Regions from separate parts of the Homo sapiens genome. Here region 1 is linked to region 2. The links are chromatin contacts, found by Hi-C or POLR2A ChIA-PET in ENCODE. All regions are on one chromosome and are shown on one strand. The core of a region is the stretch at or near the end of the contact, and the rest is flanking DNA. Distances in the headings are between cores, read along the strand shown.

Region 1 (2,700 bases), core at 69-2,568, 3.4 Mb before region 2:
GCGTGAGCCACCGCGCCCGGCCTACGCCTGGCTAATTTTTGTATTTTTAGTAGAGACGTGGTTTCGCCATGTTGCCCAGGCTGGTCTCGAACTCCTGACCTCATGATCCGCCTGTCTCGGCCTCCCAAAGTGTTGGGATTACAGGTATGAGCCACCGCGCCCAGCCAATTATTATTATTTTTTGAGATGCAGTCTCACTCTGTTGCCCAGGCTGGAGTTGCAGTGGCATGATCTTGGCTCACTGCAATCTTCATCTCCCAGACTGAAGCAGTTCTCATGCCTCAGCCTCCTGAGTAGCTGGGATTACAGGCACACGCCACCACACCTGGCTAATTTTTGTATTTTTAGTAGAGATGGGATTTCACCATGTTGGCCAGGCTGGTCTCAAACTCCTGACCTCAAGTGATTTGCCCACGTCGGCCTCCCAAAGTGCTGGGATTATAGGCGTGAGCCACCGGGCCCAGCCCAAGAGAATAAAAATGTGGGTGGTAAAAATTTTTTTCCCAAAAATTCGTAAATGAAAATCTCACATATTATGCATACTGCCCAGGAGCATGGCCTAGCACTGTGCAAACACTCAACTGCTGGTCGTTGCAAGGATTATTATTGGCCGGCTTCAGTGGCTCGTGCTGGTATTCCCAGCACATTGGGAGATGGAGGCTGGAGGATTGCTTAAGTCCGGGATTTCAAGACCAGCCTGGACAACATAGTGGGATCCCATCTCTACAAAGAATTTTAAAAATTAGCCAGGTGCAGTGGGAAGATTGCTTCAGTCCAGAGGCTGCAGTGAGCTATGATTGTGCCACTGCACTCCAGCCTGGGTGACAGAGCAACACCCTGAGACAGAGAGAGAGAGGGGGAAGGAGGGAAGGAGGGAAGGAAGGAAGGAAGGAAGGAAGGAAGGAAGGAAGGAAGGAAGGAAGGAAAGGAGAGAGAGAGAGAGAGAGAGAGAGAGAGAGAGAGAAAATAATTTTTATTTATTTCCAGGCTGGGAAGAGATGCTGATTTCTGCGATAAAATCAGTAGGTACATTTTTTGGAATGTTCGCTATGTGCCAGGCTAGATTTTACAGATGAGAAGTCTGAAGCTCAGGTAAGGTAAGTCACCTGTCCAGGGCCACAAAGAAAAAAAAAACGTGTGTCTGAAGCCAGAACGGGAGCTGTTGCGGCCCAACTCCCTCCCCTGCCCCCAAGCGGCCTCTGGGCTCGGGAAGGGCCCCTGCCTCCTCCCGCCAGGCACTTATCTCTACCCAGGCTGAGTGCTGGCCCCGCCCCCTCGGGGATCTGCCACTTAGAGGCGCCTGGTCGGGAAGGGCCTGGTCAGCTGCGTCCGGCGGAGGCAGCTGCTGACCCAGCTGTGGACTGTGCCGGGGGCGGGGGACGGAGGGGCAGGAGCCCTGGGCTCCCCGTGGCGGGGGCTGTATCATGGACCACCTCGGGGCGTCCCTCTGGCCCCAGGTCGGCTCCCTTTGTCTCCTGCTCGCTGGGGCCGCCTGGGCGCCCCCGCCTAACCTCCCGGACCCCAAGTTCGAGAGCAAAGGTAAGGATGAGCTGCGTGTGGACCCCTACGCTGGAGCCTGCAGGACCATGCTGGGGCCTGAACTCCCAGCCTAGGTCCTGGGGGCCATGCCTGTTTCTGGACTTCCTGACCGGGTCCTGGGGGCCAAGCTGGCATCTGAACCCTTAGACTGGGTCCTGGATGGGTGGGGGGCGGGGTGGGGTATGTTAGGATCCAAGACTCCTGATCGCGTCCCGGGCAAGAGCTAGAGTGGGCTTAACATTCCCGTTTTACCTTTTCAGGGAGTCTGGGACATGCTAAATCCTAAGGGGGCTGACTTGGTGCTAAGGTCCCTGGGGGGTGGGGACCAAGCCGACCCTCCCTAGGGGAGGGAGGGTAAAGCCCGGGTCCGAGTTAGAGGGGCCAAGCCACAGGCTACTGTAAACACGGTTTGTGTGAGGGCGCCAGATCACTTGCCCGGCCCGGTGGAGGGAGGGAGGCGGGGGGCACGGTTGGCGCTATCGGTTGGCGGGGAGCCTGCCGGGGCCGATAGGGGGCCCGCCTCTCCGCACACACCCCCAGCCGCGCGCGTGTCCTAGGCTGGGGCGGGGCTGGCAGTCCCGAGCTCGAGGTCTTGAACGCCGCGCCCAGCTCAGCTGGCCGCTGGGTGGGCAGGTGTGCGCCAGTGGTGACGGCGGGGGACAGTAAGGCGAGAAACTTGCCCCTGGGAATTAGGGGGGCACCACCTCTGCGGACCCCTCCAAGGGACCCGCTTGGGAAGATGGCAGGGCGGGGCTTTTTTCTTATCGGGTCCGCCCAGGCTGCGGGAGGGAAGAGGAGGGGGCTGTCTCCCGAGGATAGAGCTCAGACCCCCATGCCCTTCCTTTGTCGCCCCTCCCCAGCGGCCTTGCTGGCGGCCCGGGGGCCCGAAGAGCTTCTGTGCTTCACCGAGCGGTTGGAGGACTTGGTGTGTTTCTGGGAGGAAGCGGCGAGCGCTGGGGTGGGCCCGGGCAACTACAGCTTCTCCTACCAGCTCGAGTGAGTCCGATCCGGCGGGTGCCTCCAAGGGCGGAGGGAGGGGGTGGGGCAGAGCTCCCTGGAGGTCGTAGCCTCGTATGTCCCCTGCTGTTTGAGGCCCGACGGCGCCTCCAGTCGTGGTCACTGGAGGGAAACCTGCGGGTCCAGGGCTGGCACGCCCTCTAT
Region 2 (2,728 bases), core at 214-2,713:
GGTTGCTTCAACAGAAGAAGGGTATCAACTCACAGTTCTGGAGGCTGGAAGCCCGAGACCAAGGTGTCAGCAGGGTTGGTTTCTCTTGAAGGCACTGGGAAGGGATCTGTCACAGGCCTCTCTCACAGCTTCTGGTGGAGGCTGGTGGTCTCTGGCACTGCTTGCTTTAGAGAAGCATCACCCCAGTGTCTGCCTCCATCTTCACACAGACTTCTCCCTGTGAGAGTGCCTGTATCCACATTTCCCGCCTTTCTAAATTGAATTTATGTTTTCAAAAAAAATACTTTTTTTTTTTTTGAGATGGAGTCTTGCTCTGTCACTCAGGCTGGAGTGCAGTGGCGCGATCTCGGCTCACTGCAAGCTCCGCCTCCTGGGTTCACGCCATTCTCCTGCCTCAGCCTCCCGAGTAGCTGGGACTACAGGCGCCTGCCACCATGCCTGGCTAATTTTTTGTATTTTTAGTAGAGATGGGGTTTCACCATGTTAGCCAGGATGGTCTCGATCTCCTGACCTCGTGATCCACCCGCCTCGGCCTCCCAAAGTGCTGGGATTATAGGCATGAGCCACTGCGCCCAGCCAAAAAAAAATACTTTTTTTTTTTTTTTAAAGACAGGACCTCACTCAGTCACCCAGGCTGGACTGCAGTGATGTGATCACGGCTCACTGCAGCCTCAAACTCCTGAGCTCAGGTGATCCTCCTACCTCAGCCTCCCGAGTAGCTGGGAATAGAGGTATGCCCCACCACGACCAGCTAATTTTTTTTGTAGAGATGGGGTCTTGCCATGTTGCCCAGGCTGAACTCTTGGGTTCAAGCGATCCTCCCACTCAGCCTCCAAAACAGTGGGATTACTGGCCTGCGCCACCACACCTGGCCTAAATTTCCCTCTTTTATAAGGACATCAGTCACATTTGATTAGAGATCACCCTATACCAGTGTGACCTCGTCTTAACTGATTACATCCGCAATGACTGTATCCAAATCAGGTCACGTTTTGAGGTCCCAAGGGGTTAGGACTTCGGCATATGAATTTGGATTGTGGGGTGGGGGGAACACGATTGAACCCCTCACTGGATGAATTCTTGAGAATGGGCAGCCAGAAAAAGACCTGATTGAGGCCAAAGAGCAAGCGATGTTGGGAGCTTAGGAAAGAGGGTTCTGGCCGAGGGGCCGGGGAGCCCCAGGTCAGTGCACGCCTGCTGTGCGCCAGCTGTTCTGATTCTAGCCTGACTGAACATGACAGTGTCCAGAGAGAAGAGGAAAGCAGAGTTCCCATGGTCCTTGGAGACACCTGTCCTTGGGAGGCATCAGAGCTTTCCCCAGCATTTGGCTCTAGGGCACTTCTCCTCTGGGGCTTCATCCAGGGACGGCAGTAGGTCCAGTCAGTGCCAGCCTCAGCTCCGCTCCACTGGCGCCAGGGTCATGGTTTGGCAGGCCCCCAAATACTGCCCCAGTCCAGACAGGTCTGCAGGGAGCCAGGGCAAGCCCGGACACTAGGGGAGGCTGGGGGCCAAGGCAGCCTCTTTTTCTCTGGGGACAGCACTGGCAGCCCCTGACCCACATCATGGGGTGAGCAAGTGTCCCCAGAGCTCCTGTCCACAGGCTGATGGAGGTGCCCCGGGCCTGGGAGCAGCACGGCTTCCCCAGAGACCTCATGGGCTCCGTAGTGACATGCTCCCTCGATTCCCACCGCTACCAGGCAGAGCTGGCCTCCAGCCCCACACTCCTCTCCTCGTGGGGCTGTCCTGTTCCCCTGCTGGGCCGCCCACTGCCCTATGAGCAGGGGCAATGTCTGTTGTTCCTTCTCTGGAACATGATAGGAGCTTCTCAGAGGATGCTGTGTGTGTGTTCTCAGCACGCAGATTCTGCCCAGTGACTCCTGAGTGGCGGCTTCTCCCTGCGTTCTGGTCTCAGTTACCTTGGCTCATCAGTTCTGTGCCCCTCACTCAAAGGGAATGAACTTCCTTTCGCACAGGTTCAAGTCCCCACCCTTCTCGGGAACACATCTCCTGCTCCCTCCTCCATATCCCAGCCTCCTGACGAGGCTGTGAGTCCTGCCAGGCTGCCCCTTCACAGGCAGAGGGGTTCCACTGTGGTCCTTTTCTTCCTTCTGGGCCCATGGGGTCTGCACGGCCGTCAGCGCCAACCTGAGAAAGCACCGAAGACCTTGTCTTGCATTGGCCTCCGGGCTCCCCTCACCACCCTCTCCACACGAATGATGAATGTACCATTTTGTCAAAGCACCCAGAAGGTTCTCTTCAGTTTTCTTTGATTTTGCAAAATATAAATCCAAAAGGCATTGAGTCGTTTAATATTGAACACTTGAGTGGATTTGAGTACAAACTCGGGGTCCTCCCAGAACTCACAGCCCCTGTCAGGGCTTCTGTGGCGAGCTTGCTCTTTGGCAGGGGAGTCTCCTGTGTTCCCAGTAGCTCCCAGCTTGCTTGCCCGCTGCAGCACGGGCTGCTTTCAGGCACCAGGACCTCTCTGGCACCGGCTCACTGTCCAGCACATCAGAGAGGTAGCCACACACAAGCTGCGGGCCCTCAGTTGCTGGGCTTTGTGACATAGGAGTCACGCCTGCCTCCTTGAGGATGGTGAGCACCCAGTGAGGAAGCACTGCCAGGCATCCTGGCTCACGGCCCATCCCTCAGTGAGCTTGCCACCATGCGGCTGCAGGCGGTGAGCGTCAGTGATGATAATCGTTCCCTGCATGATTTCTAACACACA

The links. A loop is a pair of places that touch in the nucleus more often than their neighbours do. ChIA-PET counts read pairs that join two places held with the same protein, here RNA polymerase II (POLR2A).
Region 1: a loop to region 2 is called in a map of psoas muscle, with 9 times the contacts of the local background. The contact joins the promoter of EPOR here to the enhancer-like site in region 2. A Hi-C loop is called at or near these places in 1 of 168 maps with a recorded cell type or tissue (psoas muscle). POLR2A ChIA-PET finds 5 or more read pairs at or near these places in 1 of 52 experiments (MCF 10A).

What each region holds. Positions count from the first base shown.
Region 1 is chr19:11,382,932-11,385,631 of GRCh38, reverse strand. EPOR (erythropoietin receptor) reads left to right here and starts at 1,318. Exons shown (of 8, transcript NM_000121.4): 1 at 1,318-1,539; 2 at 2,400-2,535. The coding sequence starts at 1,425. RefSeq lists a silencer at 2,019-2,078.
Region 2 is chr19:7,973,971-7,976,698 of GRCh38, reverse strand. All of the region lies in intron 3 of ELAVL1 (ELAV like RNA binding protein 1), which reads left to right. Among named protein-coding and RNA genes, the nearest start is that of ELAVL1, 30 kb to the left of the region's middle. Within about 2 kb of position 1,463, at least 5 of the 41 ENCODE cell types and tissues checked have a DNase peak (open chromatin) inside an H3K27ac peak, as active enhancers do.